Regions from separate parts of the Homo sapiens genome. Here all the other regions are linked to region 3. A link is a contact called in ENCODE Hi-C or POLR2A ChIA-PET data. All regions are on one chromosome and are shown on one strand. Each heading gives the region's core, a stretch centred on a gene start or an enhancer-like site at or near the end of the contact. The rest is flanking DNA. Distances are from core to core; before and after follow the strand shown. Region 1 overlaps PAPPA (pappalysin 1). Region 2 has its middle 79 kb from the start of PAPPA. Region 3 holds the start of PAPPA (pappalysin 1).

The links. A loop is a pair of places that touch in the nucleus more often than their neighbours do. ChIA-PET counts read pairs that join two places held with the same protein, here RNA polymerase II (POLR2A). Pooled maps may share reads with other maps.
Region 1: a loop to region 3 is called in a map of A673, with 2.5 times the contacts of the local background. The contact joins the enhancer-like site here to the promoter of PAPPA in region 3. A Hi-C loop is called at or near these places in 4 of 168 maps with a recorded cell type or tissue (A673, astrocyte of the cerebellum, chondrocyte and 1 more). POLR2A ChIA-PET finds 5 or more read pairs at or near these places in 4 of 52 experiments (A549, A673, BJ and 1 more).
Region 2: a loop to region 3 is called in a map of IMR-90, with 2.0 times the contacts of the local background. The contact joins the enhancer-like site here to the promoter of PAPPA in region 3. A Hi-C loop is called at or near these places in 2 of 168 maps with a recorded cell type or tissue (IMR-90 and psoas muscle) and 1 of 50 pooled maps. POLR2A ChIA-PET finds 5 or more read pairs at or near these places in 6 of 52 experiments (A549, AG04450, BJ and 3 more).

What each region holds. Positions count from the first base shown.
Region 1 is chr9:116,232,831-116,236,728 of GRCh38, forward strand. It overlaps PAPPA (pappalysin 1), which reads left to right. Exons shown (of 22, transcript NM_002581.5): 7 at 2,309-2,807. Among named protein-coding and RNA genes, the nearest start is that of PAPPA, 81 kb to the left of the region's middle. Within about 2 kb of position 1,366, at least 4 of the 41 ENCODE cell types and tissues checked have a DNase peak (open chromatin) inside an H3K27ac peak, as active enhancers do; they include A673, where a contact is called at or near this core.
Region 2 is chr9:116,072,998-116,077,480 of GRCh38, forward strand. No RefSeq gene overlaps it. Among named protein-coding and RNA genes, the nearest start is that of PAPPA, 79 kb to the right of the region's middle. Within about 2 kb of position 1,779, at least 2 of the 41 ENCODE cell types and tissues checked have a DNase peak (open chromatin) inside an H3K27ac peak, as active enhancers do; they include IMR-90, where a contact is called at or near this core.
Region 3 is chr9:116,151,829-116,155,946 of GRCh38, forward strand. It overlaps PAPPA (pappalysin 1), which reads left to right and starts at 1,963. Exons shown (of 22, transcript NM_002581.5): 1 at 1,963-2,759. The coding sequence starts at 2,345. RefSeq lists a silencer at 3,740-3,829.

The DNA.
Region 1 (3,898 bases), core at 116-2,615, 80 kb after region 3:
GCATAATGACCAGACTCACCTTCCTGTCCTTTGGAAGTATTTGGTCCCTCTGTTGATTAACAAGAAACTAGGGAGGAAGGATGAGCCAGGCAGATTTGTCATCTTTGCTCTCCTGTGGCTTCCCACCCCTGACAGTCATTTTCTCCAAGGAAGGGAGGAAGATTACATCATCCCTTGCCAGTTGCAGGAGAAAGCCCATGGAGGGGTGGAATGTTCACCTGGCACCCACCATCAGGAAGCATGCTTTAATGTTCTATGCTGTAACTTTTAACTCAATGTTAACAGGCTAGAAGGTTAACAAATATTTATTTAGCATCTGCTATGTGAATACTCTATGGACTAGGCACACTGTATTAAGCAAAAGCTACATGGCGTTGAGCGAAGCAGTGCTCTTTAATAGAGACAAAATGACAACGATCTTACAGGATTTTGATGACAATCAGATGAGTTAACTAATAACTAGGAGATGTGTTTCATATACTGTAAAGTGCTGCCTTCAATGAAGTTGACTGAATGAATAAGTGATACATGTGTGTCAACATCCCACAAAGTTAAGAAAGTCAGGAACTCAGTGTGTGGGAAAGTAGACAAGAAGAAAGGCTTCAGCTAGGTGGGGAGTCCTACTTGTGTTTTACACCCTAAACTAAAGGTTGCTTTGAGCCAGCAGTTACTGCAAATAATGAATGAAACTAGCCAAGGAGAGATAGAGGAAATCTTGTAATTAAATCCATCTTTTCTTGCTGTGATGCATTATATCTAAGAAGCCTCTGTGTATTTTCTCACCCCTCCTTCTCTTTTCCTCTTCTCTTCTCCATCTCCACTTGGTGGCTTCTTTCTTTCCTTGGCTAAGCAGAGGCAAGGAGGTTAGAGGCATTTACAGCCTTCACTGGCATAGTTTTTTCACTCCAAATAACTTTCTAGTATTGACATTATAGTGATTCCTGTTACCCTGTAACATTACCACAAAGCGTTTTTAAGCAAAGATCTTTTTTTTTTCTTATTTGCTTCAGAAATGTCTAGGGTCACCACCACCCTCCCAACCAACCACTGAGGCTGAAGAAAAAAAAAGAATGTGGCTAGGTGGGCATGGGGACACATGCCTATATTCAGCTACTCAGGAGGCTGAGGCAGGGGAATTTGAGCCTGCAATGAGCTACAATCAGACCATTCCACTGCAGCCTAGGCAACAGAGCAGGACTCTGTCTCTTAATTTTTTTTTAAGGTGTCTAGTTGGGCAACTTGAGGTCCTTCATCTTACCATCCGGTCTGTCTCTCTCATGAGGCTCCCTTAAACAAATTAGAGCCAATCACTACATTGAGTCCTGGTTATTTTCCTCAGTAGTGCAAGGAAGAGCTCTCTGGGAGTCTAGATGTGATCTCAGCAGAGAAAAATTCAGAAGTCGCTGCAGGCTGAGATCAGTGGGGATGAGGCATCATCTCCCTAGGGAAAGAGGAGAAGAAACCCTCCTTCCTTCTCCCCGCTCCTCACCCAACCCTCCCCTTCCTGAGTGAGACAGAACAGAGTGCGGAGAAGCTCAGTGGTATGGAATGACTGCATGTAGAGAAGGGGAGGAGGAGAGATAAGAGGGCTCCAAGGCTGCCTTCCAGCTCTGTTGTTCATGGTTCTAGACAGTTTCCTCCCAGGTCCTCAGTCTGCAGGGTGGATGCTATTTATGCTCACCTATTCTTTGCTGGTCGGGGGGTGGGGTTAGGATTTCTGTCAGTCCAAGTAGGTTTTACCAATGGCAGTAATACCACAAGGATTCTAATTTATTCTACTGTCCCCTGCATCCAATAGGGAGAACAGCAAAGAATACAGATTCCAAAATGAAACAAAACTCGGTTCCAATGCTGGCTTTTACACTTCAAGTTGTATGAACCTGATCGATTCACTCTATATTTGGGAGCCTTAGTTTTATCACCTCCTAAATAAGTCCTTGCAAGAATTAAAGTTCAGGGGACACAGTGGGTGTTTAGCCAATATGTACCCTTTACTTCTTTTCATCTTAGGCAGCACAGCCTCCTAAGTGGAAGATGAGGAAGGAAAGTTTGAACATTGACTCGGTAGTGAGATGAAAGCAGTTTGACTGAATGTCTGGTGATTCCTCTGAAATCTGTATTGCAGGGGTGGGGATGAGATGGATGCTGTGTGTATAGCAGATTCACCAAGGCACCAAGAACCTTCCTCTCCTTTTCCCCTCTGTCTAAGTTCTAGTCAGACCAATTTCTCCTGGGGTCCACAGGAAACTCTAAGGATGGGAATAAAGCTCTTTCCCCAAGAACTCATTCCCTCATCTCTTCTGCATAGGTCATCCTGATGTTGAACAGCCCTGTAAGTCCAGTGTCCGCACCTGGAGCCCAAATTCAGCTGTCAACCCACACACGGTTCCTCCAGCCTGCCCTGAGCCTCAAGGCTGCTACCTCGAGCTGGAGTTCCTCTACCCCTTGGTCCCTGAGTCTCTGACCATTTGGGTGACCTTTGTCTCCACTGACTGGGACTCTAGTGGAGCTGTCAATGACATCAAACTGTTGGCTGTCAGTGGGAAGAACATCTCCCTGGGTCCTCAGAATGTCTTCTGTGATGTCCCACTGACCATCAGACTCTGGGACGTGGGCGAGGAGGTGTATGGCATCCAAATCTACACGCTGGATGAGCACCTGGAGATCGATGCTGCCATGTTGACCTCCACTGCAGACACCCCACTCTGTCTACAGTGTAAGCCCCTGAAGTATAAGGTGGTCCGGGACCCTCCTCTCCAGATGGATGTGGCCTCCATCCTACATCTCAATAGGAAATTCGTAGACATGTAAGTGCATTCTCTGAATAGGGAGTTTATTAAGTGGGTGGGTTGTGGAGGAACGTGAGGTGGGTCAGAGAGGCCTGGACAGGGGGAAGGTTCATCACAGTCAAGACTCACTCTATGGATTGTAACCCATCATTGGGTGTAGATTTGTCTTAACATGGCAGAGTTGATATCATGGGAAGAGCAATAGGGAAGGAACCATTAGACCTGGATTTAGTGACAAATCTGATGTGTGACCTTAAGCCTCATAAGCCTTTCTTAATCTTAGTCATTCCAATAGTAAATGAAGGAGGTTGGATGAGAGTAGCAGTGAGAAAATCATTTATTACTAATGAAAGTAGAAGAACTGAAGTTTGCTAATGATTTTCTTTTTATATTAAATTGAAGACAATTTATGCATTTTGATTGCTTTTTCAGTGGGTGAATCGGGGGTGAAGTTATAGTAGATTGGGTGGGGGTTGGGCACAGTCCTAGGTATTTGCACAAAAATTGTGCTGGAAAGTGAATATCAACTTTAACAGCACTTGTTTTTGTCTTATTTCCTGAGGCAGAACAGTGGTTCAAACCCATTTGATCCTTAGGGCCTTTGCAGCTTTAGGTTTCCGTAACTCTTTCTGGATGCTCACTGCTCTTATGTGAAGTAGTACTTGTCTTTCATACTCACTTCCCGGCCAGGGAGGTGGCTCACTCCTGTAATCTCAGCACTTTGGGAGGCCGAGGCAGGCGGGTCACCTGAGGTCAGGAGTTTAAGACCAGCCTGGCTAACATGGTGAAACCCCGTCTCTACTAATAATACAAAAAAATTAGCTGGGTGTGGTGATGAACACCTGTAATCCCAGCTACTCAGGAGGCTGAGGCAGGAGAATCTCTTGAATCCAGGAGGCGGGGTTGCAGTGAACCGAGATCATGCCATTGCACTCCAGCCTCGGCCACAAGAGTGAAACTCCATCTCAAAAAAAAAAAAAAAAAAAATTACTCACTTCTCAAGCCACCTCTCTATTACTTCTTCCCCAAACATCCTCAGAATTTCTGTCTTAGGAGGAAGACCATCTTATAATGAAGCCATTAGTGCTTTTCCTGTGTACTAGAAAATG
Region 2 (4,483 bases), core at 529-3,028, 79 kb before region 3:
TTGCTCAAAGAAGAGAGGAGGATAGCAGACGTGGACACTAGTACTTGAGCTAGGAAACCCTCCTAATTTGTGTCACCTCATTGTCCCTTCCAACTCCCATCAACAGTTATTGTCTCTGTTTACTTTTCTTATAGTGTGATCCGTGCCTCACAGACTTTAAACCCTATACATTTACCTTGAAAATGAGTCTAAATATGGCTACTCATCTGGGAATCTGGAAGAAAAAAGACTTACAATATAAAAAGGGATGTCAGAAGCCCATGCAAATGTTAATACCGTGGGTCTTCACAGAACCTATTCCTGAGACTCAGAAATTTTACTAAATCTTAATGAACATATATCACTGACTTTGTGCCCCACAATGAATGAAGAGAAGACCACCAGAACTGTGGATGGGGAAGCAGAAAGGGACATTACTTCGAGGCAGGCACAGACATTGAAAGACAGGAAGAAACCATTTGAAAAAGTAGAAGCATCTGATGCCCTTAGTGGAAAAGTAAATAAATCTAGACCCCTCAGGACGGCTCTGAGAGTATCACTATGGGTCCAGGACATCGCTACTCTCACTGCAAGAGTGAACATGCAGAGAGATTAGGCTCTTGGTTCCAGAAGAAGCACCTGGGACATCCCTTTTTCCAGATTATAGCATCTGTGATGGCTCTGATGATACTCCCCCATACATGTCAGGGAATGTATGTCAGGGAAGCCTTCTCTGTAGGGAAACACAAGGTCAGACTTGCTTATACTCGAGTTCAGACCAGGTTTTTGGAGTCAGGTGGGTGTGTGTAGATATTTTTAAGCTACAAGACTCAGTGTCACCAAAAGAGCCAAACAGCTAGCCTTTCTTCTAGTTTCCAGAAGACACGTCAGTGTACAGGTTTGAGTGAGGAGTATGTTCCCTTGGCCATCATCCCAGGCCCCTCTATGGCTCTGCCAGAGTTGGGATGCGTGGGAGGACACAGCTCATTGTGGCAAACCTCAGCTCCCTGGCATGTCTGACTCTGGCAACCACCAAAGGTTAAAATAATTTTAATAAAGTCTTAATGAGCAGCCCAAAGCCTCAGAGTTATTCCTGGGTCAATGGAGTTTAAGGCAAAATTCTGGCATCAGTCCATTTGTTAGAACCATTTGCCATCATGGTTCATGCTATCCACTCATCTATGAAATATTTGCAGAACACTAAAATGAGTATTTATAGTAAGTATACCAGGGATCACCATGTGCTAAGAACTGTGCTAAGCACTTTGCTGACATTATTTCATTTAGTCCTCAAAATAAAGCTGTGAGGTAGGTCTGATTATTACTCCTGTTTTACAGATGAGCAAACTAAGGCTTAGCAAGGTGAAGTCATTTTTCAATAGTTACCTGGAGAATAAATGACAGTGAGTAGATTTAAATCCAAATCTAAACAACTCCTTTTCAGGGAAAAGGCCTGGGAAAGAAAAAAAAAAAAAAAGAAGATGAAAAAAGATCTAACCAATTCCAAGCTTGTGTGTTTTCATGCTATGTATGTAACACAAAGTCCTCACATATGAGTCAGGCCCCATGTTAAATATGGGGACATAGAGATAAATAAAATAATGTTTCTATCCTCAACCTTTTCATAGTCTAATAACATAGACAAATAAGTAAATAATTACAATACAGTAGCTTATGAATAATGTCCTATGCAAATCTTGGGAGGCTATGAAAATACTGAGGAAAGGCAGTTAATCTGGTTTAGAGGATCAGAGAAGGTTTCCTAGCAGGGGTGATTCAGAATGGGATTTAGAAGAATGGGTAGGGCTTAGTCATTTGGACAAAGCAAGAATGGAGTGATCAGGACATGAAGAATCAAGAATTTGATATATTTAAGAGACTTCTGGGTAGTGCAGTAATGCTCAAATTTACATTAGGCAACAGGAAACCAGGAAAGGAGTTTATTTGGGGAGAGCTGATAGCTGCATATCCAGAGGCTCACTCTAGCAGCACCTTGGGCCCTGGGTTGGCAGTGGAGAGCCAAAGGCTAGAACCCCAGTGAAGAGCTGGGCAGGCATGTGTACTCTGTCTCTTTTGCCATTGATGGGCACATTGTTTGAGAACTGGCGCATGTGGCCATTTGTTTTCTATCTGTTCCTTCATATCTTAGGGGTCCTAATTAGTCTCCTGTAGGTCCCTGCAAAGCTATTCAGGCATAGAAACTGAAAAAAAATCCTAAAGTTTGTGATTTTTTTTGTGGTTACGGCTGATTAAAACCACATTTGACAAAGCGTAAGGAAGAAAATACCCTGTACTTGACGGCAGCATGTCAGAAGGGACATGAACGATTAGGTGCCTTCCTCTGCATTACGATATCCAATGCTGATCCAGAAACTGGCCTGCTGGAATTCCTTCTGATGCTGGACTATAAGGAAAGATCATCATGAGTCACAGAAAGCCTCTACCTAACCCCTTCTCACTCTGTTGGGACAGTTAAGCAATCCATATCTTCTGGTGAGCTGATGCCTTTCTTCTCCCCTAACTGCTATGAGTGTGGCAAAGTTTTACATCCTGCTTTGCCTCCAATAGGGGAAGAAATATAGTAAATCACTTTAGAGAAAAAAAGGCTGTTGTGATTAATTTACGGGAAAAGAAAGGTTAAAGAAAATATGCAGTGTATAGTTGGACAAAGTGTTAAAGAAAACAACAGGGAAGTTTGCAGATTTGGGGGACAGCCCTAGGGTGATGTTGAGGAAAGTGGTACAGGTGATTGGAAATAGAATTCACAGGGAAAATAGTGAGGAACTAAGAAGTATTGCCTGCCTAAAGATGAGGATTGTACATATACATTGATTTTCTTATTCCTCATAGTAATATTGTGAGAGAAGTATCATTAAGCTCTCTTATGGGAAAAAAAACATTCAAAAGAATTGAATTGTTAGTCAAAAAAACATGCAGCTGTTAAATAATGCAAGTGGGATTTGAACTCAGGTCTGTTAGACTCCTAACCCCTTGTTTCTGAACTTACCACATAAGTGAATGAAGTATATTTTTGTGGTTAGTTAATCAGAAGTAGACCATATAATTTGATTAGTCTGATTTTAATACTTTAATATTATTCTAATTGTGGAAGCAGAATTTTAGACCTTACTCTGTAGCTCAACCACGTAAAACAGAAATATCATTAGGAGATTCACTCAACAGGGAAATCAATCATACCCCATGCCTCCATACCCCTATCCTAAGAATGATCCACCTAATCTTTTGAAAAAGTGTGATAAAAAGTGTCATATTGTCCTGAGTTTAAATTATATCTTTCATTTTCAAGCTGAATGAACTTGATCACATTATATTTTGTTTTCCCACTTAACTCAGTTATTTCATCTGTAAAATTGAGATATTTTATACTTCACAAGTCAATCATTAGAATTAAATAAGATAATTTTATTAGAAAGAAATGGCTAGTATAGGGTCTGGCATACAGTAGGTGCTCAATAAATTCCTCGTGACTTTAATGTCTGTTAACAGGATTAAATGATGACTATGTTATTGCAATTATATTATCACTATTTCCACTGCTGCTATTACAGTTGCTGTGTCTAAAGTTATTTTCCTTGAATAAAGAAATTCTGTTGATTACTTCTAATGAAAATTGAATATCTTTCTTTGATTCTCCCCTCCCCCACACTCCTTTGGCATTTTTCCATGGAAACAGAAGGAGACTGTTGGAAAAGAAATACACACACACACACACACACACACACACACACACACAATTTTGACAGCCAAAATGGTGGAAGGCATCTGCCAAAAATCTACAACTTTATGCCGGGGCAAACATGTGACTTAATTTTCTTCCACCAGGATGGATTTGTGCTGTCACAGCAAAAATTGATCTTCTGTTTGTGGGAAATTATACACAGTTTGTTCTTGTCTGTGCTGGGGGAAAATTCAAGTCCAAATCCTTGCTTGAAAATTCTGGCAAATGTTTCCTGCTTCATATCTGTGAATTTTTTTCTCCCACAAATGTTTATTGAACAACTACTATATGTCAGGCATGGGTCTAGTCATAAGAAATATAACATTGAGCAGAAGCATACCTAACCCTTGTCTTTGCAAAGCTTCTGGCTCAGGGAGATTGGTGGTGGGATAAATATAAATCAAACACTCATTTAAATACATGACTGGAGCTAGAATAAAAAGCACAAGTAGGACTTAAATAAGTGAAGAGAGAGGGAAGAATGTTTTTGACACAGTAACATAAGCTAATCTATTCTCTTCCTTACTCATAAGAAATGCTATAAATTATAGAGAATAAAAGGTTGACAAACTAAGGAGGAGTAATATGAGTTAGGAAGGGAGTGTAGCTCTGATGTGTGACCTGGAAGCCCATCCTATTATTGTCATTTATAGCTTAATTCAATCTCTCTGAACTTCAGTTTTCTGATCTCTGAGATGGCCCTTCAAGTCCCCAAATAACTAATATATATGTACACAAATCTTCTCTTTCTATCTACACAGCTCT
Region 3 (4,118 bases), core at 713-3,212:
TTGCCACAACTGAAGTAAATCAGTAGTCATGGTCCAACCTCTATTGGAGAGGAAGGGGGATTTTGAATGATACAATTTATGTTGTTCAACATAGCTCTCTTTTTATCCAATGGCAACCTTTTACAGATGACTTGGAGTTGCAAAAAGTCAAAGATTTGCTTAGGCAAATTCTTTATTCATGACATTGTGCACCCAAGATTTTCTTTCCTCCAGCCAGTCTCTGGAAACACATTTAGGGTATTGTGCTATTTTCATTTTATGACTACAGAAACAGAGTTCAAACGTTCTTAGTCTAAGACTATTCAGCAACTTCTTTCTAAACTAGGAAGGTATGAATCTGAGATCTCCCATTTTCAGAAAGCTTCCATAATCTTTGCATATATCGCATTCCAGCTTTCATAGAGGGGATGTCTGAGTCATTTGCTCATCCGACAAATCGTCATACTTTTGCCAACAAACATTCTTCCTTGGTTTTCTCTCTTCCTGAAGCGTGTAGCAATGTTCCTAGCTCTCAAGAAAGATCTGGAGCAGCTCGGAAGATAAGAGCAATTGAAGAAGAAAGTTACAATTTAGTGGAGTTAATTTTATCGCAGACTTTCAGCACGCTATTCACATGCAAACTTCACACAGAATATTTTTATCACTACCTTATTGGAATAGATTGGTAATTAATAGCTTGTAATCCACCATTGCTAACATGTTTTGACTTATTAAACACTTGGACAAAATAAAAGAAGATCTGTTTTGCCATAAGGGGGAGCTTTTGAGTTCTATAAAGAGGGGGAAAAAAGAAGAAAAAAATATATTACATGTATGTCCCAGTTCAAAAACAGACCTACAAAGCAGCAAATGGTCAGATCCTTACCTGTGACTTTAACAATTTCAGAGGACCTGAATTGCTTAAGTTGAAAACATTAGGCAAATTAATATTTTTCTCTCATTTTCTTCTTATAAAATTAAAATAATTTCTAATGACCAACAGAGTATTTTAAAGAGTATTCGGGGAAATTCAGAGACCCAGTTGTACTAGGACTACAGCTTCTGAAAGGCAGATGTCCTGGACAGTGCCTTTCTTCTATTTTCTTCTGATGATTCCATAAGAACTTTGGAAACATTTGGGTTAGCTGAAGCCAGCCTTATCTGGGGGCTCAGAAAAGAGGGGAATGGTTCATCATCGTACAACTTTAAGGAAATTCTGAGAGGGAAAAGGACAGGGAAAAGAAGAGGGAAAGAGGTAAAGGGAGAGGAAGCGGGAAGAAGAGTAAGGGAGAGAGTGAGAAAAAGAGAAAGAGAGGGAGAGGGAGGGAGGGAGAGACAGAGAGAGAGAATTAAAAAAAAAAATCTAAGAATCAAGTTTCAAGACTCTTTATGTGCTACAGAAAAGGATGAGGTTTACCAGCAAAGTGCAAAGGGGATCCTAAGAGAAGAGACAGATTTTTCTCCTGCCATCAGAAATAATAATAATAAGTGGGGGGAGTGAGGGAGGGAAAAAAAGCAAGCAAAACAAAACAAAAACAGGAATGTGTGTTTTGAGCAGGAATGAGAGCTGGGAGGACCGTAAGGGGGTGTGTACAGAATTTCATTAAATTGTTACTTTAAGATTGTCTCCTTAAAAAAAAAAAAAAAAAAAGAGAGAGAGAGAGAGAGAGAAAAGGAGGGGGTGGTGGAGAAGCGGGAGCGAAGGAAAGGAGGCAAAAGGCAAAGTGAAGGAAAGCTGGATAGCTCGGCCTCTCCAAACTGATTGATTAGTCATGATCCCCGCAGTTTTAACAGGGACTCATTCAATTGGGAAGGTGGAGCGCTGGGGAGCAGATTAGCATACGCTTGTTTACTCATCTTCTGAGGGATTTTTTCCCCCTCTTTCCTTTCATTTTGAGAAGAAGGAGGGAGGGGAGGGGGGACTTGGGGGGGGAGAAGGGGGCTGTGGCTTGTGTTATAAAGGACGCAAAAAATAAATAAATTAGAGCATCTTTTGGGGGGAGGGAATTCAGCGGATCAGTCTTAAGAGGAGCTTTTTTTTGGAGCGAGAAATCATATAAAATAAAATGAAATAAAACAAGGAGGAAGGCAACCAGCTGTTAGGGGAAAAATAAGGCAGATAAAGGAGCGGGGAGAGAAATTAATTGCCAACCAGGAGGAGTTGGGCTGTATTTTTCAAAGGTGGGGAGAGTGGAGCACACACCTTGAGGAGGAAAGCGAGAAAGAAAAGAAAAAAGCAAGTGGAAAGGGGGGCTCGCCCAAGAAGGGTGAAGAAGCGAAGAAAGTCGAGGCGCCGAGGCTCCCAAAGCTGGCAGCTCCGGGTGGCGGTGCAGGGGCGAAGGGGGGGCGGGGGGAACCGTCGGACATGCGGCTCTGGAGTTGGGTGCTGCACCTGGGGCTGCTGAGCGCCGCGCTGGGCTGCGGGCTGGCCGAGCGTCCCCGCCGGGCCCGGAGAGACCCGCGGGCCGGCCGACCCCCGCGCCCCGCCGCCGGCCCGGCCACCTGCGCCACCCGGGCGGCCCGCGGCCGCCGCGCCTCGCCGCCGCCGCCGCCGCCGCCGGGCGGTGCCTGGGAAGCCGTGCGCGTCCCCCGGCGGCGGCAGCAGCGGGAGGCGAGGGGCGCCACCGAGGAGCCGAGCCCGCCGAGCCGGGCGCTCTATTTCAGCGGGCGAGGCGAGCAGCTGCGCCTCCGGGCCGACCTCGAGCTGCCCCGGGACGCGTTCACGCTGCAAGTGTGGCTGCGAGCGGAGGGGGGCCAGAGGTCTCCGGCAGTGATCACAGGTAGGTGAGGGCGCCTCGGCGGGCGCTGCACCGTCCCTGCGGCCCCAGAGGCTCGCGGGTGTCTGGGCGCGGGTGGCGGGCGGGTCGGGGGCTTGCGGGCGTGTCTGTGCGAGAGCTGCCCCGCGAGCGGCGCAGAGACATCCGGGCGAGCTGAGAGCCTCACTTTGCTCCATCGGTGGAATGGGCACACTCGGAAGGCGTAGCTGCTCCATCCCTGGGAGGAACCTGGGGAGCCCTCCTGGCGGCCCCGCGGACCCTCGGCCAGTGAGGGCTGGTTCCCGGAGCCTAGGGCACGTAACCCGTGCTCCGAATGGTCAGATGCACTCTCTCCTTTTGGGATGAAAGGGAGGATGACCCAATTGAGATGCATGTGAAAGGAGACTTGGGGACCGTTGATTTCTTTGACGTTTTAATGGAGGTAACTCCCCTTCATTAGGCCCCATTCCCCTGAAAGCCGGCAAGGGCAAGGTTGTTGTAATGGCCAGGACTTAGAAGTCCTCGAAGTGCCCCAAAGTTGCTCACTGATTGAAGCCTGCCTCTGGGACTCACCCTCACCCCCTCCACGCCATCCCATGTCCTAGCTTTTAAAGCCCATTGCCTGTCACTCGGGGCTGGGACGAGACCTTCCTAACGCATACCCCGCCAGCGTTCCCCAGACGCGGCTGCGAAACGGGGCGCTTTTCTCATATGGGACTTTATGAGCCCGTAATGAATTTGAGTTCTCCCTCCTCAACCTCCCTCTCTCTCCCCTTCGCTGTTCCACAGCAAAGCCTATAGTGAAATCGGACACTTTGCGAGGATTGCAAACCTTAGAAATGCTCCAGCATCCATTTTCCCCCCTCTAAATGAATCTGTGGAAATGCCTTTAATAAAACTGGGGAGCGGAGGTGGGGGCGGCGCTGGAAGAGAGGAGGAAAGTTTTGCCTTTTCTGTCTGGGAGATTCCCTTTCTGCACAAACAATCTTGCCATGTCCTGGGACGTCTTAAAGTGAGAGTAGGGGTTCCCCCTTCACTGCAGCCAGGAAACGTGTGAAGGCGTTTTGCGATCCCACCCCCTCACACACACACTTTCTTAGAAGGGAAAGCTGTGAGCTCTCCGGGCAGTTCTGCTTCTTCCTGTCTTTCCATGGCTTGGACTTTCACAGATGTAGCACTGACTATCCAGTTGACATGAAGACCCCTTTAGGAGACCCACACTCTGCTGCTATCCCAAGAATACGTCTCCCGAAGCCCCCGCTTTCCAGCTATCAAAGGAGAGCGATACAGTGATTCCCCCCAACAACCCACAACTGACGTCATCGCATGCTATTTTTCCTTTTTTTTTTTCCTCCGGGAAGAAGAAGGAGACTGAACTCATTC